Regions from separate parts of the Mus musculus genome. Here region 1 is linked to region 2. Evidence: chromatin loops called from intact Hi-C (ENCODE). Cell type or tissue: heart. All regions are shown on one strand. Each heading gives the region's core, and the rest is flanking DNA. Links, peaks and the distances in the headings are about the cores only.

Evidence for each region. A loop is a pair of places that touch in the nucleus more often than their neighbours do. Peaks named below come from ENCODE experiments on the same cell type or tissue, not always from the same donor. Only the 100,000 strongest peaks of a DNase experiment are listed, where the experiment ranks them.
Region 1: it touches region 2 in a loop (2.3-fold over the local background); 8 of 42 quality-filtered maps call a loop at or near these places.

The regions. Positions count from the first base shown.
Region 1 is chr3:105,871,638-105,883,944 of GRCm38, forward strand. The region is part of intron 1 of Tmigd3 (transmembrane and immunoglobulin domain containing 3); the gene reads left to right. Among named protein-coding and RNA genes, the nearest start is that of Tmigd3, 6.9 kb to the left of the region's middle. In heart, for the core only: no CTCF peak of the experiment used is centred there; DNase peaks (open chromatin) are centred at 2,614, 4,614 and 6,474; H3K27me3 peaks cover 1,541 bases.
Region 2 is chr3:105,822,305-105,834,611 of GRCm38, forward strand. Gm46838 (a long non-coding RNA gene) reads right to left here and starts at 3,549. Exons shown (of 2, transcript XR_001784065.2): 1 at 3,450-3,549. In heart, for the core only: a CTCF peak has its summit at 6,240; a DNase peak (open chromatin) is centred at 3,687; H3K27ac peaks cover 770 bases; H3K27me3 peaks cover 548 bases.

The DNA.
Region 1 (12,307 bases), core at 1,682-9,681, 48 kb after region 2:
AGGTTAGAATTGAAACATGACCTCACCCTAAGAATTCAGACCCCAGTGACAAAAAGGAATGACAGGCTGAAGGGTGTGTGGGATGACGTGGCTTCAAAGACCAAGAGATTAACCAGCCTCTGTCGACTGTGCAGGATAAAAAACGTTCTTCTTTCCTGAGTTCAGGACTTAGTTGCATTCACGGAATAGCAAATGTTAATAAAGCTAACACCTAGTAAAAAGGGAGGACAAGAGTATGGCTTATCTGGGGCTGGGGGCTGGGGTAGAGTGGGGGACTACCTTCTTAGATGCTGCTTTGGTATCCTCACCTCAGTGTGCCTGGCTAAGATCACTGTAGTCTTAGGAATCTGGAATGCTGTTCCTTTGCTGATAAGTCATTCTCCTAAAAAAATAAATAAATAAGCAGATATACAAGACAAAAAAAAAAAAAAAGTCTAGCCCTTTTGCTGGTGTAAGCAAAGAAGACAGATGCTCGAAGCACGGAGTCTAAAGAACTCGGGAGCTGACAAGCTGTGTCTCCTTGGCATAGAGGATCCCATTGCCATAAATGGAAGTGGCGTTTCAAGTGTTGTTTTTGCCAGGTCTCCCGGACTTAAATGGAACTAAATGCTCTTGCAAAGATGGAGAAGAGAATGAAGGAGAGGAGGGGGCGTGTCTGGGCATGGAAACTGGCTGCCAGCCCTTGCTCCAGAGGTCCAAGTTCAAATATGCTTGCAGGCAAGCCTCAGTTAAGTTTTTTTGTCCTCATACAATGAAGCTGTTGTATGGCCAGAGGCTGGAGCAGGCCACTGGCTTTCCAGAGTCCAACAGCCAGCACCTTTTGGACTTCCCCTTGGTTCTCCTTCTGTTCTAGAGGACACGAATACTTCTCATCCACCCTGGTATAAGCTCTAGGAAGCAGGAGATGCACTGCTCATGAATGAGAGTCTCAGCCCTGTTAGCACGCAGCTTCAGGAAGTGACAGAGCAATCAGATCAGATAATAAAGATATTCAGTAGATCAAGAAGCCATTAAGCATTTTGTCCTGCTTTTAAGCATTTGCCCTGCCCCCAACAACCATTTTAGATGATGGAATTCCTGGACTGCTTGGTTCCTTTTGCTATGTCAGTTTAAATTTGTAAGCTCCCCCTACAGGAATGACTTGACTAGATGCCCATCTGATTTTTGAAGTCCAGAGGGATTTCTGTGCCTACTGCTCGCAGACTTAATCAGATGATTCTTGAAATGGCCCTGACCCTTTCGTTGGGAACAATTTCTAAAGTGATAAATTTTCTCCCCACCAAGCCTCTAAGTATTTCTCCTTCCCTCCCTCCCTTCCCCCTTCCCTTCCTCTTTCCCCTGCACTCCTCCATGTGTTCATGCTTGTGTATGTGTGCATGCATGATTTCTAAACAGTAAATCTTAAGCAAGTTGTTACAAAAGACAATAGGATTAGAGGTGAGAGTTAGTAGAGGCATTTAACCACAGTGATAATAAAATGGGCATTTATTTGGTTTTGACTCTGCCAGGTACTGTTAAAGGTACTTAATGAATTGAATTCATATAATACTCAGTGTGACTCTGTGTTATTATCATCAACACCTTAAAAATGGAGAAACTCACAGGGGAATGCCAGGGCCAAGAAGTGGGAGTGGGTGGGTGGGGGAGTGGGTAGGGGAGCGGGTTGGGGACTTTTGGGATAGCACTGGAAATGTAAATGAAATAAATACCTAATAAAAAAAAAACAAAATAAAAAAATAATTCCAAATTTTAAAAAATGGAGAAACTGAGGCACAGAAGAGTAAAGTCACAAAGTTGCTAGATCATTGAGTCTGGCTCCCAAATCCATTACTTACAGCCAAAATGCTGGACTGATTTACAGTGAATGGGGTGTTACCTAAGTTTCATGCCTCCTGAATTCAGGAGAGCCATGACTATACTTCTGGGTATAGTTCCTAACTATTCATCACCTTTGTGTTCTGATCACCAGGCATATGTAGGAAATAATGGGAGGAGAAACAGGGTGGAGAGTAAGGGGTAGTTGTGTCATTGAGAGCACACACCTGACCGTTCATGTGCTCATATATGCACATACTTATTTATTATTCATCTAAAGAAAGTATGCATGTGCATTTGCATAGATGTATATGCAAGTGTGCATGGGGGGGGGGAGCAGAAGTCAACCCCAGGTGTCATCCTCACCTTCTTTTCCTTTCTGATTGAAACTGGGCCTTGTCACTGGATTGGATCCCACCAAGTTGGCTAGGTTGGCTGTGCAGAAAGCTTCAGAGATCCGTTTTTCTCTGCCTCCTCAGTGCAGGGATTACAAGCCCAGGCTCACACCTAACATTTTAAAGTTCTGTCTTTCTTTTCCAAACATCAGTTCTGGGTATTGGACACAGGCCTTTGTGCCTTACAAGGCTAACACTTACAGACTGCACTATCCCTGTAGCCTCTTTTTTTCTTTGAGATGGGTTCTTATATAGCTCTGGCTGGCCTGAAACTTGCTGTAGAGCTGAGACTACCCTTGAACTTGAGAAGCTCTTGTCTCCATGTGCTTGGATTGCCTGCATTCACCACCATGCCCAGCTCTGCCTCTTTTTTGTATTTGCGTCATTTCGGTACTCCCTGAGACTTTCTCGGCAGGTTATACATAGCCCTTCCCCGAGGGATCAGTTTTTCCCATTCCAGGTCATGGGAAGGGGCAAGGAGGAGAAGACTTCCTTTTCAAGAGCCTGTCAGAAAACCATGTTTGGAAAGGAACACATGAAAATTGATCAGTAAAAACAGTCAAGAGCTTACCAGTCCTCTGTGTATGACAGGGTGCCCTCAGCAGCTTTAGGGTATAGGGGGAGACCAGCCCTGCTTTTTTTAGGAACTCAGCATTGAGAAAACCAGATATCCAGGGTCCCAGGGTCACCCTCTCTGGCCCTGTCATTTACCCATATGCTATCTTTATAAGCAGCATGAGTGTTTTACCTACCTGCATGTATGTATACTGCATGCAGTAACTGCAGAGGTCAGATGAGGGCATGGATCCCCTGGAACTGGAATTACAGATGGTTGTGAGCCACTAGGTAGGTGATGGAAACTGAAGCTGGGTCCTCTGAAAAGCAGCAAGTGCTCTTGGGCACTGAGCCATCTCTCCAGCACTGCCCCCACATCCTTTTATACTGTTTTATACTTAGGACTTAAAAGAAGATCCAATTCTTACACAAAGACAATTGAATGTCCTGCTGTTATTATGCTGTATGAGGTTGTACTGGTATTCAAAGATACATTTGGTATGTTATGAGATGGCATATGCTTGTATTCATATTGTGGTCCCATTTGTGTAACAAAGATAAAAATACACAAATAACAATAAAATATATAATGATTACATCTACATAACCAGGCATTACTTTAACTTATTAGTCTTTCAAAGAACTCTGTGGGTGCCAATGAGATAGTTCAATGGTGAAAGTGCTTTGCCTCCTAGCCTGATTATATGAGTTTGATTCCTGAGTCCCACATTGTGGAAGGAAAAAACTGATTCCTCAAGTTCCCCTCTGACCTCCACAGGTGGCATGTGCACAACACACACACACACACACACACACACACACACACACACACACACACTTTTTTCAAGTAATATCTATATAGTAGATATTACTATTATATCAATCTTATATGGATAAACTAATGAGTAGAAAGGTTGCCACTTCTTTAATGTTCCTGAAATAGTAAATGACAAGGTCAGAATTCAGTCTCAGGTGTTACGGTTCCCAAGGGTCTACTATTAGCCAATAGGCTAACCTATAAGTGGTGTGTAAATGTAAACAAAATCTAAACAGACACACAACAAACTGTCATTAGCCAAGAGGTATGAAAGTGGGTTGGAAAAAGAGGAAGGGATATTTTCTTTTTACAAAATATAATCCTCCCCCACTTTGGCAATGCTGGGGATAGAACCCAGAGCTCCATTGAAGGAGTTACCCTGAAATTAGATTATGACTTATTTACAACGTTGTGCTTCTTCCATTAAGGGATACAAACGGCTGTGGAGTCAGTGGGACCTTAGGCAAAGGGAGAGAGCCCATGGGATCTGTTTCTAAGTAGGGAGAATGAGAACTGGGTCAGGTTGATAAGTGGAAAGGAAAAGAGGAATGTGAGGAGAAGGAGAAAGAACTGAGCAGCTGAAAGAGTCAGCAAAGAAGGGGTGGGGTTCAATCTGTGAGTTGATGTGTGGCCAAGAAGTAGATATTTAACACAGTCAACCTTAAGGACCCACATTTCAGTATAAAGTCTTGGGGTGAGGCAGATCTGTGTATGCAGGTCACAGAAATGAAGTATTTAGCACATTTATAAAATTAATCAGTAATTGTAATTTTCTAGGTGAGGTGGAGAGGGTGGTCAGAGATCCCTTGGAGGATTCCAGTCAGAACAGGGTTGGCTTCACTCTGAGGCCAACTGCTGATTTGGAGGGAAGGTTGATCTCCTGTCTGTTGATTATTATGGATGAGTAGCGTCGCCCATGGTCACAGAAGCCTGTCAGGGCAGGGGTCATGCGTCAGCTGTTGGGACACTTAGCTGCCCTGGTGACAGGCCTCTCTAACCTGGTCCCGTGCCAGCAGATCCCAGCAGCTCTTCTGCCTGGTCTGCTATCAAGCTCAACCACCTTCGCCCTTGAACCAGGCTGAGGGCTTTAGAGGAAGGGCCATTGGTACACAGCTTCAGACAATGCTCAGCCCTGGAAAGTGACCCAAAGCAGCCTTCACCCTGCTTTCCAGGGCCTGGGCAGAGGCCACTGTTATAGGAAAGACTGAGTCTTCAGAGAAAGGTAAGTCTGAGAGGACTGTCAGCAGGCCCAAGGACAGACATGCTTACAATATTCTAATAACTGGAGTCTTTCTGGAGTAAAGACAAGACTGGGTTGTCCCCCCACCATCACCACCACCTATGCTCAGATGATCTTCATCTTAGGACACGGCACGCCTTCCTTTGACAAGTGAAGACGTATCACCTCTGTCACCATTTCTTCCTCAAATAGCTGCTAGGATAGTGACGACAGCTGTTTTCTGAGTGAATATTGTGAGTCAAGACTCCTACAGAACATTCTTCACAATGAGACGCTACCTTATTTTACAGATGGTGACATGGAGACTTAGAGATGCTCGGAGTCCCACTTATTTGTTTCAGGGGTAGGATTTGAATTCAGGTCTGTTCTGATCTGAATCTCTTAAAACTGTACATTGTGTTTCCCCAGCTGGTCCTTTCAAACATGGATAAGAGTGGCATTTGAGCCAAGCACCCTCTAACGAGTGAGCAAACTGTAGTATAAGCATGTATATGTTACAGGGCACAGTGTCTCCTCTTCCCTGCCTTCCCTGCTATAAGTACCACTTGTAGACATGTCGTAGAAGAGACACTCACTCAGCTTCTAAGTACCATGAGCTCCTAGAAGACTCAAAGCCTCAATCTTACTTCCGTACGTCTAGAACTGAATTCACGCCAGCTGTGTCCAGCGGTCTGTGAGGTGTGCCAGGCTGATCCTTCTTTCTTTCCCGTGCCAAGCCAGAGGTCCTCTTGCCTGAACACTGCTATCTATCCATCAAGATGATGGGCACCTGAGACATGTATCTCTGCCGACAGCGTCTACTCCTGGCAAAGCTCATCTGTGTATTTGTAAGAGCCGGGTGTGATTTCCTTGGTCTTGAGTGTGGGATCTAAGCCACTTGAATCAAGGTCTCATCTTTACTTAAGTTATGGAGTCCCCCAGAAGGGCAAATGAGGATGATTCTGAGAAAAGAGACTTCACAGCTGGTTCAGTCTTTGCGTGGGTAGAAATGCACTCACTACTTGTGAGTAATGTCGCAGACAGTACTGTTTACAACACACCCCCAGATAGACAAAGAACACACTGGAGACTTTTACTTCTGACCAAGATAGAGTAAGAGGAGCCAAGTTTACCTTCCATGTCATAAACTGGACAAAATGCGTAAGACAACAGTATTCTGATGCTAATCTTATCAGGCTGTTTTGGAAAGCGCTTCCTAAGGAAGCAAAAACAGAGGAAGTGGGACTTGTAGTTAGCAGGCTTGCTATTAGGGAAGTTTTCCATCTGATAGGTTATTTCTGCACTGGTGAAATGAGCCAATTCAAGCCAGATTAGATTATATTAAAGGCAGGTTTATTGGGAAGCTGCTCGGGCAAGTTCCCTGGCCCCAAGGATTCCTTGGCAGACTTAGAGCCAAGTCTCTCTGGACCCCACAACCTCTCCTGACTCCATTTTTTTTCTTTCTCTGCTTGCCTCACAGAATACCTTCCCTCCCCCACCCCTTGAGACACAGGCCAAGGGCCACCTTCTCCCCTCTTACCCACCCCCTCCTCCTTTGTCTCTTCCCACTGTCCCTTCCTTTTCCTTACCCTCACAGGCTCCATTTGATGGTCAACAGCTTCCCCTTTACCCATCTCCTCCCCATCCTCTTCCGGCCTCGATGCTTACTCTGCTCTCTTCCTCTTCTGTGACCTCACACCCCACACCCTGGTCTCCATCCACACACTGGCCTGCTCCACAAGGAGTGTCTCCTGTGGCATCTCACACATGGTCCAAACAGGCCTCTGCTCTCCTCTGCCCACTCTGGGAGGTGGTGGGAGCTAAGTGGTTTGCTTGAGTCCATGATCCTTTTTCTCTGCAGGACCTATCCCCAGGTTGGAAACGGCTAGGTTTCTTCTCTGCCAACCCATCCGACTGTATTAAAAGGTTCTGCTACCTTTGCCAGGCCTATGACCTAACTTGTCACGACCTTTATGTCATCCAGGCTTCCACCCTTCCTCCTGAGGAGTGTGGATGGGTTCAGGCAGCTGCCAGGCAGTGTACAGACCAGACCCACCCTGTGGGTAACAAGGTGACACCATCTACAGAACCCAACTGGAATTACCTCTTTTCTAAATCGATTACCAGAGTCCATGATCCTATATACCCGCCTGAACCCAGCCTCCTCAGCGGGGGACGGGATCATTGATACTCATTTTACTTCTCATTCTTGGCCAGATGTTTGGGGGGCGGGGGTGGTGGTGAGGATGGTTCTCAAACCCCCATACAGGAGTTGGTAAAAATGACTTTTAAAGTCTTTAATGCCTGGATGAGGCGAGCAAGCTTTCCCAATAGGCTCAGCCCAAGCCTTAGTAGCTTCCCTGAGGCCAAGAGCATCCCTGAGGAGGGAAGAGGGAGGTCGGCCATGCCCATCCTGCTGGGGTCAGGCCTAAGCCAACTCTGCCAGGAATGTGTTTTAAGTGCAGTCGGTCAAAAAGGACATTGGTCTCTCAGCTGCCTCAACCTGAGGCAGTCCACCAAGCCATGCCCTGCCTGCTGACAGCATGGTCACTCAAGTCGGAATGCCCCAAAGCTATCTCGCCCTCTGAGACCCGCCAAGTAGGCCCAGGTCAGCGCAGGTCCCTTGGTCCCATCACCAAATTTCCACCTAAGAACCCTGCCACTTCCCTGGATTCTTGCAAAACGATTTCTTTCACACTCTTTTCTGGTCATGCCTGTCTGCCTAGGTTCGATCCCTGAGTTTTGGCTCCATCTGTTAGGTTATTTGTTTGCCAGTGAAATGAGCCAGTTCAAAACAGATTAGATTATATTGAAGGCAGGTTTATTGGGAAGCTGCTCTCAGTCGAGATCGCTGGCCACAAAGGACCAAGGCCAGGGGAATTGCCATGGAGGGAAAAGGGAAGAGAAAGGGCAGAGAGAAGAGAAGGAGAAGAGAGAGGAAGCAAGAGAAGCCAAAATGCCTGGATTATATAGGAAAGAGCCTCTGGGCTAGGGCAGCCCTGCCCTGGGGTGGTAAAGTTTAGGGTTGGGGTCAGGGTATGACAGGTAGGGACTGAGAGATGCTGGGAGAACCTGGAGGCCAGGTCTGCTTTGATATGTAAAATATGCACCTCAGTGCCACTGGTCCTGGGGTGGAAACCATATACCATTGTGGTGCAGGGAGGAGAAAGGCAGGTAGTGGGTTCAGGACAAGGAACTGGGAGCTGATGGAGACAGCAGAGGAAAGCACTGGAAATGGCAATGTGTCCCAGGGAACGCTCTGGGGGATCAGAAGTTGCCTGGTCAGTGCTTGTCAGCTCACACATATTGGGAATTTAGCTGAGGCTTGGGGAGAATTACCCAGAAAAAGCCAGAGTGGAAAACTTCATAGTTAGTGGGGTTTGGGGTGAGAGTGCTTAGAAAGCTAGGTCCTTAGTCATGGGTCAGAAGTATCCCTAGACAAAAGGTGGTTGTGATTTCCCCTATTAACAGAAGCCCAGAAAGGACAAAATTATTCCCAAGTAATTTAGCTGTGCTCTAGAAAATCAGGTATATTTATGAGATGACATAAATGTCTTAATACTAACAAGACAAAGTCTACCAGGCCTATTATCCAATCCAAAACATAGCTGGAATAGAGAGAAACAGGAATACGACTAACAATGAGGGCCATCCAAACAGAGACCAGAAATGACACTTTTGATGGAATTCGTAGATAAAGTTTGTGTTGTTTTTGGTTTTGGTTTAGACCAGGGTCTTCTGCAATCAAGACTAGCCTGGAACTCACAATCCTCCTGCACCCTCTGAAGTGTAGGGCTTGCTGGTCTGTGCCGCCCTGACAGTTGTCAAGGGGTGGTTCTAATGCATCCTCTGTCCTGAAGAAGGCATAGACTGAGCATTTGGAGGACAGGGAAGACGGCAAAAAGATAGCTGGGTGCGGTGAGATATATACACATGTAATCCTAAAGGTTTGCGAAGCTGAGACAGAGGAATTGCCTCAAAGTGGATGCTGCCTGAGCAACATGTTTTAGTTTCTCTTCCTTCTGTGGTGATATGAAATACTCTCAAGAAAAACAACTTAAGGAAGAGAGAGGGTTTATTCTGGCTCAGAGGTTACAGTCTTGGCAGGGAAGCCAAAGCAGCAAGAGATCTTCAGCCAATCAGAGAGCAAGCTAGGGAATGGTGCCACCCACAGAGGGTCTTCCCCACCCGATTAACCTAATCAGGATCTTGTCTGCCTACCTCAGTTAACAGAAACAAGATACTTTCCCACGGGCATGCCTCGAGGCCCATCACCCAGGTAATTCTAACTTCTGCCAAGTTGATAATTATGTAACTTGCTTCATACAAAGCAAGTTCCATACCAGCTAGAGCTACAAAGCAAGACTGGGCCTTACCATACCACTGTACCTCACCTCCCCCATGGAGAATAAAACCACAATCAAACAAAACAAGCAAGCAAGAAAACAAACACAAATTTGTCTTATGGGCCTATAAAAGAACACCCAAACTGGGATGATTTGCACATGTGAAGAATTTCCTGCTGGTGAGGACTTTCTTGATTACAAGACACCTGGGTAGGAAGAAGAGCAAAAGTGTGTGTGTGTGTGTGTGTGTGTGTGTGTGTGTGTGTGTGTGTGTGTGTGTGTGTGTTTGTGTGTTGGTTGTTGGGGAGTGTGGAATACATCCTTTTACTAGGAACTCATCCCTACAACTCAGACAATAATTCTTGAGAGCATCCTCATGACTTCATAAGGGCATTCCTTATGTTCTCATTTATCCACACCATTGCGCATGTACAGTGCAGAACACATCCAAAGCATAGCACAATTCAGCAGCAACAATACCATTCAAAAATGACTTTTTCAAGGGGCTAGGGAGGTGTCTCCATTGATAAAGGGCATGCTTGTGCAAGTCTGAGGACCTGAGTTTGACTCCCCAGATTTCATGTACGAAAGTAGGGTATGGTGGCATGCTTATATAATGCCAGCACTGGGGAGGCAGAGAGAGGAGAATTACAGCAGCTTTCTGGAACCCACAGAGATGGACCCACACATGCAGCTAACTGATTTTTAAGAATGGTGTCAAAGCAACGGAATGGGCAGAGGACAGTCTTTTCAACCAAGAGCACTGAATGCAATCAAGTGAAGTTCAGCCCTTACCTTACACCATCTACAAGCCAACTTGAAGTGTATGTAGACATGAACGCAAAGTTAAGACTGTGGAACATGTATTAATCTATACTGACAGACCACGGGTCCATAGAGAATGCAGTGAGGAAGAGTGAGGGAGTGGTTATGAAGAGAAAGGAAGAGACTCTGGGAGACATGCTTACTTTGGTGGTTGTAATGAGTGATAGAAATAAACGTATGCCATGATTTACCAAAATGTGTACTTCATGTGCGCTGCATTGCACATCAATGCAAGTTTAAACAAAATGGAATTCATTTTAGACTGATACTCACTAATAATCAGACAACCCAAATAATAATGCCCTTCCTATGTGCTGTGGAGCCCGACATACCCATTTTCTTCCACTTAAACTGAGAATATTCCATGGTCTTGATCCTTAGCGTTGACTTCACAATTCAACACCTGCAGTTTGAAAACGTCATGTTAAGATGTAACTGGGAAGAGAAGGATTTCACAGAAATGGCCTCATCACTTCATGGAACAAGCCCTGCAGAGGCAGTTTCTGTGTCATTAGCACAAATCTTCCTCTTTTCTACTGTCTATGTAGTTGAGGCATCACCAAGTTCTACCATTCCTAGAAGTGCCAGCCTTTCGAATTCTTGGCTCACAGACTCTCTTGCTACTTACTGTCTGACCTGGGCGAGGGATCACCACTTTTATGAAAACTCTCCGTTGTGAGGAGTCGGGGGTCCTTGGGGGACACTGATGCAGAGGCTCCCGAGATTGATGACTGCATAGTTGCTAAAGGTGGCGAAGGCCTTCAGACTTCAGCCACCTGCTCTTGGCTGTTTCTCTCATAAAGGAAAGTAAGCCAGCTCCGGCAAGAATCCCATCTCTGAAATATCTTAATGGTTTCCTGGAGAGGTTACTTGCAGTTGTTGCTAGTTTTGCCCTCAATATTTGAAGATGGAATGCAAGAAGATCTGGCTTGCTAATGTACAGCACATGACTATAGAGGCCACTAAAGAAGAGGGAAACTCATGAAGCCATTGGAAGGAAGCAGAGAAAAACAAAACAAAACAAGCAATAAGGGAAACCTAGGCTTGGGATAGCCTCATTCTACCATGAATTAGTGCTCCGGTAACTTAATAATTATGTGCCTAGTGGTCTCTTCAATTACACATCTCTCAGTGTCACAAACAGTGGTGTAATTTGCCCATTAGGTCCAAATTAGCTTGGGCATGGTGGCTTATGTTTGTAATCCTAGCATTTGGCAGACGGACTAGGCTGTAAGGTGGGACCTGTCTAGATTCCCTTTCTGCCAAATGACAGACTTTGTTTTTTTTTTTTTAATATATCTTAAGTACACTGTAGCTGACTTCAGACACACCAGAAGAGGGCATCAGATTTCATTAGGGGCGGTTGCGAGCCACCATGTGGTTGCTGGGATTTGAACTCAGGACCTCTGGAAGAGCAGTCAGTGCTCTCAGCTGCTGAGCCATCTCTTCAGCCCAAGACTTTTTTTAAAAAAATTATTTTATTTACATTCCAGCTAGTGGTCCCCTTCCTGGTCCCCTCTCCCACAGTTCCTCATCCCACTCTTCCTCTCCCTTGCCTCCAAAAGGGTGCTCCCTCCCCAGTCCTCCCCCTTTACTGGGGCCTCAAGTCTCTCAAGGATTAAGCTCAGCATCTTCTCCCACTGAGGCCAGACCAGGAAGTCCTCTGTTATATATGTGCTGGGGGCCTCCAACCAGCCTGTGTGTGCTGCCTGGTTGGCGGCTAAGTCTCTGGCAGCTCCCTGGGGTCTGGGTGAGTTGAAACTGCTAGTCTTCTTATTAAGGTCACTCTCCCCTTCAGCTTCTTCTTCAATCCTTCCCCTAATTCAACCCTAGGAGTCCACAACTTCAGTCCAATGGTTGGTGTAAGCATCTGCGTCTGTCCTAGTCAGCTGATGGTAAGGCCTCTCAGCGGACAGTCATAAGAGGGTCCTTTCTTCAACCTCTTCTCCATTTTTGTCCCTTCAGTTCTTTTAGACAGGAACAGTTCTGGGTCAGAACTTTTGACTATGGATTAGTAACACTGTCCCTCCACTTGTGGCCCTGACTATCTACTGGAGGTGGACTCTTTGAGTTTCCTCTCCCTATTGTTGGACAATTTGGCTAAGGTCACCCCCATTGAGTCTGGAGGACAGTCTCTCACCTCCTAGCCCTCTGGGACTCTCTAGAGGGTCCCTGCACCACCTACCCTCGAGGCTGCATTTTTCCTGTCTGCACCCCCCAACACACCTGATCCTGTTCCCTTTTCCCTTCACCTTCTCTCTTCCACCCAGGTCCCTCCCTCCCTCTGCCTCCCATAATTATTTTCTTCCCCCTTGTAAGTGAGATTGAAACATCC
Region 2 (12,307 bases), core at 2,634-10,633:
CTGAGCACCAGGAGAGATAATATTGATTGTCAGCTCGATTGGATCTAGGATCAGCTAGGAGACAACCTTTGGGCACAGCTGTGAGGAAGCCTCTAGATAGGGTCCCTGCTGTTGGTGGCACTGTTCTATGGGCTGGAATTTCCAGATGAATAAAAAGGAAGACATGATCTTCGCACCAGGGACAGTCTTTCTCTGCTTTCTGATTACAGAGTTAAAGCAACTCACCATCTCAGGCTCCCGTCACACTGCCTCTCCACTTTGATAGACTGACTGTATCCTCCAACTGTGAACCCAAATATACCCTTCCTTCCTTAAGTTGTTTTGATCAGGCAGGCCCTTGAAAATGTGAAAAATAGCAAGCACACACTCCAGAACTGTGCTCTGTATGGCACAGGGCATCTTTGAAAGAAAACATTTGCATGGAATGATTTATGACAGCCATATAACTGGGAGTTAAATGGCAATGAAAAACTATATCCACAGCTGACTCTACCTCATCCTAATGATGCCAAATTCCATCTCCTTCAATCTACCTTAACTAGAATTCAAAAGCATTAACTCACGGGCAAGTGCCTCAACCAGGAAACCCAAATCAGAATAAGTGATAATCTGGCCCTTTATACTTAAAAAACAAGATCCTCGGCTTTGACTTTACCTCTTCTTTACTGTGCTTTTCATAGAGTGAAAATGGTATACATACACACACACACACACACACACACACACACACACACAGTCCTTGAAAATGTTGCACTAGAGGTAAGACTTGTGATCACAAATACAAGGGGGATACAAGCTAGGTGACTGGGGCTATTGTTGTAGGCGATTGCTATATTCTCATGAGTTGCTAGATTCCCCCATGAATCTATCCTGAAGGCTCATCTGCAACTTTTGGGTTATTGAAACAAATGCTAATGGGACTTACCAAATCGTTGAATTGTAAAGCTTATGTGAAATCTTTTTAAGTCTCCAAATTTTGAACGTCATACTTTAAAAAAAAATTATGGAAACAAATTTAATGTCCAAAACACAAACACTGACTAATTGAAATGTTGATTATTTAATGTTGATTGTATCCATTAATAACCATAGTTGATGAGCCAGTAAAGTGGCTTGGCAGGTAAAGATGCTTGCTGCATAAGCTTGGCAATGTGATGGCCGAACCTCAGAACCCATGTAGAGGTAGCAGGAAGAACTGATTCCACAAAGTTGTTCTATAACCTCCACACAGCACACACCCACACACAATAATAATAAATAAAAATAATAAACAATCATGACTGGATACGTTACCATATAACAGAGAAAATGGTATATAATTTTATGCATTCAGAATGAGTTTAACTGTGTTAAATGACTAAGTCTGTGCCCATGGAAAGATCAGAAGAAAATATTCATAAAATGTTAGTGTGTGGCCAGGTGTGATGGCAATTGTCTTTAGTCTCAGCAGAGGCAGGTAGATTTTTGAAGTCAAGATCAGACATAGCAAGTTCCAGGACACCCAGGGATATGTAGTAAAACCTGGTCTCAAAAAAGAAAAAAATAGTTATTGTGTGAGGCTTGAAAGTATAGTTAATTTTGAGAATGGTCTTATTGTATTTTCATTGCAGGTGTGTATTGATTGTTTAGTTTTGAAAAGCATTTTTAAATGAAGACTTCCAATAAGAAATATACACTTTCCCAAGATGATTCAAATGAACCATTCATTTCCAAGGAGAATTCTCAGCTGCTTTCTAGTTGGTGTGCAAAAGGGAGGAGTTTTCAGAAACCAAATAACTAAATAGGAACCAGAAATTATGCCTCAATTAAGACTGAAGTCTGGTAGTGCTGGTGGTGCTGGTGGTGGTAGTGATGCTGGTGGTGCTGGTGGTGCTGGTGGTGGTGGTGGTGTGTGTGTGTGTTTCGAGTTGTTTTCATTTTAGTTGCCAAGTCATGTGGCCTGTGTCTTCCCACTCTCGGGTGAGATCAAGGTTTCTCCTTCCAAGTCATGGCATCTGGTTCTCCACTTATGCGGGCTGGGGGTGGGGGAGCTACAGGAGATAAGCATTAGACTGACACCAGGCCCCACTGCAGGGGCAAGTCAAGCGGAACAGCACTGAATCAACTAACTTTGTCTCTGTTTGAAAGTTAGCTCCAGAAGTTCCTGGTTTTGAACTAAAGGAGAAAGCAGACAGCGAGTGATCAGATCCTGTCTTCCCCATGATCTAATATCATCTTTCTCAGAGGACATTTTAATGTTTCTTTTTGTTTTCAAAATTCTTCTTGCAGTCATATCACATTAGGAGTCCTGGATGCTTCTTAGTCCTAGTTTTTTGCACAGATACTTTTTTGTCCTCTCCCCCTCTCTCTCCATTTTCCTTTCTCTCCTTCTACCCCCTCCCTCCCTCCCTTGTTTCTTGTTGTGTCAGTTTAGGTCTTAGAAGCAGAGTGGCTGACTAGATTGTTCTCCATGAAATCAGACCATTAGACAAGTGCTCAGGGCTTAGCCCACTCGGGGTTTTTTTATGTTTAGAAAAACAAGAAGCAGGAATCATCTCCTAAGTCACCAGGACAGACACCCAGTAGGGTCTCACCAGGACAGGCAGACACCCAGTAGGTTCTCACCAGGACAGACACCGAGTAGGTTCTCAGAGGCAAAGCTGGTCCTGTCCTGATGAGGCAGCAACCAGAAATGTCTCAGCAGCTTCTTAGTTCATCACAATGCTGGACTGGGCATCTCAGCTGCACTATTATACTTCAAGTTAAAGTTTTAGGCAAAAGATACATTCTAGAAAGCTCAGTGAGGGCTCCTGAGATGGCTCAGCGAAAAAAGGCGTTTTCTGCTTACCTTGTCCACCTGACTTCAATCCCCAGAACTCACATGGGAGAAGGAGAGGCCCACCTTACAGAAGTTTTCCTCTGACCTTCACATACATGCAGTAACAGGTACACACACACACACACACACACACACACACACACACAGGAGGGGAGAGAAAGGAAGAGGAAAGTGAGGAAGAGGGAGAGGGGGAGTGAGAAAGAGAAAGAGAGAAGGAGAGAGGAGATTATCATTTTTTAAAGCGCAGCAAACAAAACAATACAAAAGAAAATTAAATTAAATTTGGTCCTAAATCTTGATACTGAGATATCATAAATCTAAAAATGGGCTGGCCTGGAGAAATACCATTTTGGCTTAGCAGCCTTGTAGCAACTTAGAGAATTCCAAACTCCAAGACTCAGAACTTGGACGCAAAAGAGGGTTATCAGTGTAGTGCCTTGTCCAGCTGAGATTTACTAGACAGCCCAGTATTAGCAGTTCCCAGGGGGCCTGGGCTTAGCTTGAGTCAGTCAGGGTGTGATAGGCCACAGTGCTGATCTCACCTAGGCAAGCCAACCAAGTTCTCTGCCCCCTCCACCCACCCCCTCAGCCTGCTGTCAGCCACCTCTACCACCCCCACCCCTGCAGTTACCTCCTCTCTGCTATTTACCCACAACACAGCCAGCTGTGGAAGTTCGGTGACTCATTTGCTACTTAGGTATTTTGGGTTCATTACCCTTCAGCCACTTTACTGAGAAGAGCCACTCCCAGTGGTGCCAAAATAGAGAAGAGAGGAAGTAGGGCCAGCAGATGGGAGGGGGTGGGGCAGAAATTCAAGGACTGCTGTGGAAAAGGTCAACGGAGGTGCTGTTGTCCACGCCAGCGCTCCTGAGCAAGGCCACTCCAAAAGCAACAATGGAAAGGAAGCACGGCTTTGATTAAAACTTCATTGAGAGTCCTGGACACACAGCCACAAGTTCTCAACAACAGAGATGATGTGTTCAGGCATCCAGGGGAAGCGTCATTGCTCCTTGGGAATATTTTTAAGCAACCACACCCAAGCCGAGTTGACTTGGCCAAGAACAGGGTGGAAAGCACAATTACTTGAGAGTTAAGCCCAGCCTACAACACACAATCTGATCATTCCCTGTTCTCTGACCCCTGCTTCCAAAATGTGTGCGAACCTTTATCTCATCTATCTGGATTTGTTCTGTGGACTGATTTTGGTATGGAGTGGCTGCTATCTAGAACAGGGAGACATTGCATGAACAGTAGAGACATGTGTGAGCCAGGGTTACAGCTAAATAGTAGAATGCTTGCCTAGTATGCCTTAGGTCCAATTCCCAGCAACCACAAAGCAAACAAAACCTAGAAACTACATGTCAGGTCGTCCAGAAGGATTTGGAGAATGCATTTGAAAGGCTTCAGAATATGGTTACAAATCTTTCTCCTTAGGGATGCTCCATTCCTGGTGCTTCTGCTGCTAACTTGCCTTGTTCCAGCTCCAGTCTCTTTGGAATAAATATAAAATTACTATTTGTGATATTTGTCCTTTGATTGTAGTTTAAGGCTTACAAAATGAATGAGAACCCACTGGGCATATCCATTCCTTTCTAATTATGCATTCATTTATCAGACAAATATTCTCCCCAATACTGAATATTAGAGCCAGTTGTCCAGGTCCAAAGCTGGGGCATGGGCTAGAGGCTGCTTCCAAGAAGTGATTCCAGAATTCAGCTGAACTCTTGAATTCGGAGAGAAAGGAGCTATTAAGGACAACTCATGTTGAATTTTGAGGTTATTGACTTTGGGCTCTTGCTTCCTTCTCATGAGGCTGGGATGTTCATGATGTAGAGAGTGCATATAGCTGCTAAGAGCAACTACTTTTCTGGAAACTGAAACACAAAGCAGTATGCAAATGAAGCCAAGTATTTGATGGGCTAGAAGAAAGATCCAGGTTTTTGATGGCTCATGCCATCACAGTCCAAGGCAACAAGACTTTAGTACCATGGAGATTACATCCTTTTAATTAATAAAAATAATAATACCATGCATTTACAAATTAAAAAACATCACTTTCAAATAGCCTTGGGAGTAAATCATGGGCTAGAGATACAGTGCAGTGGTAGGGGGCGTGCTTAGCATCACAAAGCTCTAGGTTCAAAACTCAGGGGGAACAAAGAACTTCAACACAAAACCCAAATACCTGACTTATTTTATTTTACTTAATTTTTGAGACAGGGCCTCATTCTGTAGCCCTGGCCAACCTGGAATGCCTTCTATAGACGAACTCAGAGATCTTCCAGTCTCTATCAATAAAGCACAATTCTAAGTAGCTTTAGGTATAATCATACAAATGAAGAAACAAATCATAACTAAAATTAGAAAATGTGTACAGTGGCAAATAACAAATAAAAATATGTTCCCAGGTTCTCCTGAAAGAAGCTTCATTAGAAATTTTAAGAAATCAGAAATTAAGGAGCTGTAAGTGTTGAGCTCAAGATAAAGGGATAGCAGCACAGAGGAAGGCAGAGGGAGGCAAATGCTAAATAATAGAAGTCAAAATTAAAATAAGTTATAATAGAAACTGTCAAGAAAACAGAATTTGGCAAGCAGTAAAGACTAATAAAATTGAGATAGATTAAAAGGGAAAATCATTTATATATGCATATACATATATAACAGAATTTATAAAATAAGAAGAATGTCATAAACCTCATACAAGTAAATTTGAACAATTACATGACATACCCAGTTCCTTAGAAAAATGAAACTTACCAAAGTGGACTCAAGAAGAAATAGAAAATCTAATTTAAGAACTACAGCTATTTCTAAGCAGTTGTACTTGTAACTTAACATCCAACTACAAAACAAAATAAAGTAAAAATAAAGCACACAAGGGACTGAGAGGTTTGTAAGTAAATGTAGCCAAATGCCTAAGAAAAAGTTTCCCCAGTCTTATAAATCTACTCCAGCACACAGATAAAGAAGCAGAGAAGAGAGATTGACCACAACTTTTTGTAGGATGCTGGGATGATCTTGGTACCAAAGGAAAAGGACAAAAAGAAAATTTATAGACCCATTTCTCATTTAATACAGATGTTAAATTCCTAAAAAAACCCAAACGTATGGAAAATTAAATCCAGCAGTGAATCAGAATTAACATAAGTTCAGACTTCTCTCAGAACACAATTAGAACATTAGAAAACATATTAATTTGCTACTTTATACCTTGAAGAAGGAAAAATAGTGATCATTTCCATGTATGGAGAGGAAACATTTTCTGAAATTTAATTTACATTAGATGTTATCAGCATAGTTATAGAAGAAGCATCCTTAGCTTGTTAGGTGGTATCCACCATACATTTGCAATGTATACAATAGAATGTATGTGCTGACTTAATCATGAAATAGTATGAGACTATCCCTGATGTCTACAAGCTCAGCCCTGGAGGTCCTAGCAAGAACTGCATGATAAAAAGAAATTAAGCATGTAAGAATTTAAAAGGAATGAACAAGTAATTTTATTTACAATCAATATGGTTATCTACCTAGGAAATTCAAGACAAACTACAAATTATTATAATAACAGCATACCAAAATCCACACATACAAGGTTAAAATGTAAATATCAGATGTGATCCTAAATAGGAGAAACCAATAATTAGAAACTGTAAAGATAATGGGTGTGTGTGTGTGTTTCACTAGCTATGGTGGCATACACCTTAATCCCAGCCCTTGGGAGGCAGAGTCAGGCAGATTTCTGTTGATTTCCAGACCAGCCTGATTACATAGTGAGTTCCAGGCCAGCTAAAAGTACATACTTAGACCTTTTCTCAACCCTTCACTCCTGGAAAAAAACAAACAAACAAACAACAACAACAAAACATATTTCTAGGATCTGGAAAGACAGCTCAGTGGTTAAGAACACCTACTTCTCTTGCAGAGGATCCAAGTTTGGTTCCCAGCATCCATATCAGGTGGCCCACAATAGCCTGCAATGTCATCTCCAGGAAACCTGATGCTTCTGCTTCCTTGGGTACCTGTACATACTTACACATGCCTACCCCCCCACCCCCGCACACACATATACACATAACTAAAAATATTTTTTTATTGTTAAAAAAGGTTTTGGCCAAGTATAGCATCATAAATTGTGTCCTAGCACCAGAGAAACTGAGGCATGAAAATCACAAGTTCAAGGCCAGCCTGGGTAACATATTGAGACCCATCTCAAAAATTCCCCTAACTGAAAACAAACAACAAACCAAAATGACATGCTAATCTTGGAAAATTAAAATTAGAAATCACTGGTCAAGTGTATTAATAACTGGAGATAAGCCAAATGGTCAAATTAAAATTAAATCAATCATTTTATATGTCGGATAAGTAAAATTAAAGACAAAAAGGTCTAAATATTGGCAAAGATGTGGGAAAGATATAGCTCTATGGGTTATCTGCACCCACTCCACTTCCCCTAGAATGCATTTGCACAAGATCAGGAAGCTCCTTTTATTTACAAGCCTAATCTCCACAGCATAGAATAGTGCCTGGTACTGAGGGCAGTATGGACAAGAACTAGGAAAGTTGACGATGCAGATAGAACACTCCATTAGTAAGAACATAGTTCCCAGGAAAGCCCTAGGCAACTTCTTTCATAACTACATCAGAGATCATATATATGCATATATATATAGTCAAAATAGCAGTATATGAGACTAAAGAGATTAATAGAACTATTCATATAATACTTTATCTATCACCTGAAGTGAGTAATATAGAACTAAGGGTGTCAAGGTGAATATAAGATATTTTTCACTGCACTTCAAATATTTTCTCTTGGGAGTTATATATTGTCTTCAAGAGCTAAAATAGAGGCTGGGTGGTGGTGCCGTACAACTTAAATCTCATCACTCAGAAGGCAGAGACAAGCAGATGTTTGAATTCAAGGTCAGTCTGGTCCATAGAGCCAGTTCCAGGACAGTCAGGGATACACAGAGAAACCCTGTCTCGAAAAATAAACAAACAAAAGAACAAAAATAGTTAGAAAAATAACCTCAGTATAAAATTAAAACTAATACTTTAAAGTAACATTTGGTTTGGTTTGGTTTGGTTTGTTTGTTTTTGCAGTGCTGGGATTGAACCCAAGGTGTGGTTGTGCATGCTCGGCAAAGTAGCACTGTGCTCTTCCCAGCCTAATTTGTAATAATTTTTGCTCCTGACAAGTTAAAAAGTAAAACCAGATATAATAAGAGGTCTGAAATGACATGTGGATCTAGAGAGGGTGAAAGGAATCAGAGAAGCATTAGAAGTGTTAACACTTGAGTTGTGCTTAGTCGGTAAGCAGGTGGGAACGGGGCAAGAGATTCTCCATGGAGTGAAGCCAGGCCCAGGCAGAGGAAACAGTGCACTGTAGAAAATAGAGCAGCTCTGGGAGTGTTTAGAAGCTCAGCTGCACTGGAATATGACCCAGCACGGAGTAATGGTGAAAGGTAGGTTGGGATGAAACCTCGGAGAAATTCAAATACACAACAAAGTGGGAAAATATAAGCTAGCTAAAGTCCACCACAGTGCCTGGACTCTTATTTCATATAGCAAGCTCCATTGGAATGTAGATACATTCAGATTAAGGTGTTTTCCTAGTAAACTAGGGGTTTTTTTCCACTTAAAAAGTTATGTCCTTAAGAAAATAAGCCAAGTGTAGTGGCTCACATCTGAAAATACAAAACCTAGAAGACTAAGGCAGAAGGATGACTGTGAGTTTGAGGCCATCACAGAATGAGAGACTGTCTCAAGAACGAAACAAACTGTAAATAAAAAATCAAGGAAAAAAGATAAAATGTTAGTAATAATTGTATTAATACTTAAAAGGATGCTACAACCCAAAGGTATAAATAAATAAACATAGCTAACTATAAGAAGATGTTTCTTACATTCCTTTCACAATTATTACAACTTAGTTTATCTACAAATTTTACCTCAATTGATATAAACAGTCTTTTACTTGCTTGACTTAATTTTAGACTAGAAATTCATTAATTTACATTGGGTGGGAATAGAGTGCTCACCTAGCATCTGTGAGATTCTAAGTTCAACTCTCAGTATGGGGTGAGGAGAAGAAAACTAAGTGATATATTTTATTTTACTACAATTCATAGAGGACAGACCTATGGGCTAATCAGTGATGATACGAGAGACCTAGGTCTGTGTATGGTTTGTTCTTATAGAACAAAGACAGGGACCAATCCTTAATGAGAAGGCTCTTTAGGGCTGGTGATATGTAGTAATGGAGTTTGCATTGTAAACACAAGCAGGTGGGCCACATATACTCTCAACTTGGGGAGAGTATGGAAGGACTCTCCCTAGAGGAAGAGATGCTAAGGCAGGGCATTCAACAGTTGCTGATCTGCACCAGACGAGAGAGGCTTGGAGAGTGTGTCAGGAGGTTCAGGAGTGAAGCAACATGTGTGTACAGTCAAGTATGAGAAGAAAGTATGCTGAGAACTTGATAGAAGAAGACTTTCAAGCTGCAGGCAGGCAGACATAAAGGATCTTGTGAGGATCAGTTCTCTCCTGCGGTTCCTGGGAAACAGCAAAGTACCTTAAGCATGCAAACAGCTGCTTCACTCTGGTTTCATATCCACTCTAAAGATTGCTCTAGAAGTCACCTGGCCACTGGCAGAGTGTGGCAGGTGGGGTAGAGAAGAAGCAATTAGCAGAGCGCTCTGATGCAAGTGACAGCGGACAAAGTCCTCAGCTTAAGTAGAAGCAATGAGAAGGGATCCAGAGATCTTAGGTCACAGAGCCCTACACCTGAGTATCTGATCAGGTTTGTAGGGGAGAGAGGGGTAAATCCAAGGGAATGGATACATGTCTAACTTGCTGCTTATGTGGACAGTGATGCTGAGTACCTTGCATGAAGAGTGGCAGGTGACAGGCAAAGATGATGACTTGTTATTGATGTAGAAAGAGTTGGGTTGGACACGCTGACTTGAAGGTGTAGGTGATATGTGGAATTAGTTTGTTTGATAGAATATCACCAAAGAAAGCCCATAAATAGGCCAGGCAGCACCAAAAGCTCAAAGCAAAGAGTCTTGACTGACCAAAGAATAAAGCAAGGCCAGCAAGTTGGCTCCGCTGGTAAAGTGTCAAGCACAAGGACTTGAGTTTGGATCTTCAGAATACATGCAAAAAGCTGGTGTTGGGGTGTGGAGCCCATCACCCCAGCAATGTCTGGTAGGGACAGGCGAAACCCCAAAGTTCATTTGTAAGCAAGCATACCTTAATAAATGAGCTAACTGAAAGATCTTTTCTCAAAAAATAAAGGGGAGAATGACCAAGGACAGACACCCCGGGTTAACCTCTGACCTCCACATGCATCTGTGCCTGAGCATGTGCACATAGTCACACATAAGAAGCCACACACACACACACACACACACACACACACACACACACACTCACACCGAGAAATACATGAAAAGTGGGGGAAAAGCCGAAAGGAAAGAGATGTCAAGGAGGAAGGTTGTAGAGTTCTAAATAAATTGAAAAGGAGGGGTCAGTCAGGGATAGTAAGGTTGGACAGAGGTAATTAGCAAACTTAGAAGACAAGTTTATCAGCAAAGGGGGCACCTTTCCCAGATTGTTGCAGACTTTCAAGTGAGTTGGGGTGAACATGAAGACAACTGTAAGAAGCAGAAAAGTTGAAAGAGGAGCAGCTAGAGCTGGGAGAATGGAGAGCTGCAAGTTTTATTTTTTGTTTTTATTTATTTCTTTATTTTTTTGAGACAGGTTTTCTCTACATACTCCCAAGTGTCCTGGAGCTCTCTGTGTAGACCAGGCTGAATTAGAACTCACAGAGATCCACCTGCCATTGACTCCTGAGTGCTGGGCTCAAAGGCATGCACCATTATGCCTAACTGGATTTCAATGAGAGATCAGAATATTTACTGCCAGGAAACACCAAGCAATGGGGAAAGTTGGATGAAAAGAATCCAGGGATCAGTTCATAGAATGAGACCTTCATGGACATAGGAATAGTCCAAGAGAGAAAGAGGAAAGGGCCGAGTTCTACAGCATGCTTAGGAGCTGGCTAGGTAGTTTGGGAGCCAATGGAGTGACAGTCATTTTCTTATGAAGCAGGAAGTAAGCTGATTGCTGAACTTGAAGGTGACCAGGTTGAGGGCTTGAAGCAAGAACAGAGATGGATAAGCGAGCACCTGGGAAGAGAGGCAGGAAATACAGATTAGCAGCTGCTCAAGGGTTACCTGAAGACTGATCTTGAAAATCTGCATGGCTGGTAGCTATGTAAAGCAGATACATCCAGCCAGTAAGCAGGGGTGGACACTATAAAAAGTTGAAAAGGTCAAGGAAGAAGAGGTCTGAGAGCAGGCTAAATCAAGGCTACTTGTGTAAGCATGTAATCTAAGATAACTGGATAATCTACGTGACCTTGGAGTTTCAGTCTGTTAAAGACACAGAGGGAGAGAGAAGTAAAACTAAACCAGATGGGAGCAGAGAGGCTCCAGGCTGACCTGGTGACTTAAGGATGGATGGCAATTTCCCATTGAAAAAGAAATCTCTCTTCAGGTATCTACAATCCCAGCACTCAGGAGACTGATTAAGGAGGACCAACATGAATTCCAGGCCAAGTCTGGCTATAGATTGAGACCTGGAGAGCCAGGTGTGGAGGCACACACCTTTGATTCCAGCACTCAGAAGATAGAGGGAGGTGGATCTTTGTGAGTTTCAGGTCAGCCTGGTCTACGTAGCAAGCTTCAGACCAGCCTTAAGACTCTGCTTAAAAGTGGGGCAGAGGACAGCCGGAGAAATGGCTCAGCAATGAAGAGTGATTGCTGCTCTTCCAGAAGAAATGAGTTTGGTTCTCATGTTCAATGGCTTCTAACTGCCTGTAAATCCAGCTCTAGAGTGTTTATAAGATTCTTCTGGCCTAGTGGGCACTGCACATATACACATACACATTGTCTTAATCAAGGTTTCATTGTTGTGAAGAGACACCATGGCCATGACAATTCCTATAAAGGAAAGTATTTAATTGGTGCTGACTTACGGTTCAGAGGTTTAGTCCATTATCATCATGGTGGGAAGCATAGCAGCATGCAGGCACACATGGTGCTGGAGAAGAAGCTGAGAGTTCTACATCTAGATCTGTAGACAGTAGGAAGGGACTGGGAGCCACGGGCCTGCCTTCAGCATCTGAGACCACAGGGCCTACCCCCAGTGATGCATTTCCTCTAACACCTACCTACTCCAACAAGGCCACACCTTCTAATAGTGCCACTCCCTGTGATTCTATAGAGGCCATTTCCATTCAAACCACCACAGAAACACACACACACATAATTTTAAAACACAAATAAAATCTTAAATAACATAGTAGAGAGGTGCTTTTCAGAATTCCCAGTCAACTATTCATTTGTGTATTTATCCAACCTTTCATTTAGGTCTTCAACAATGTAAGAAAATGTTTGCTGAAGACTTACTATTTGC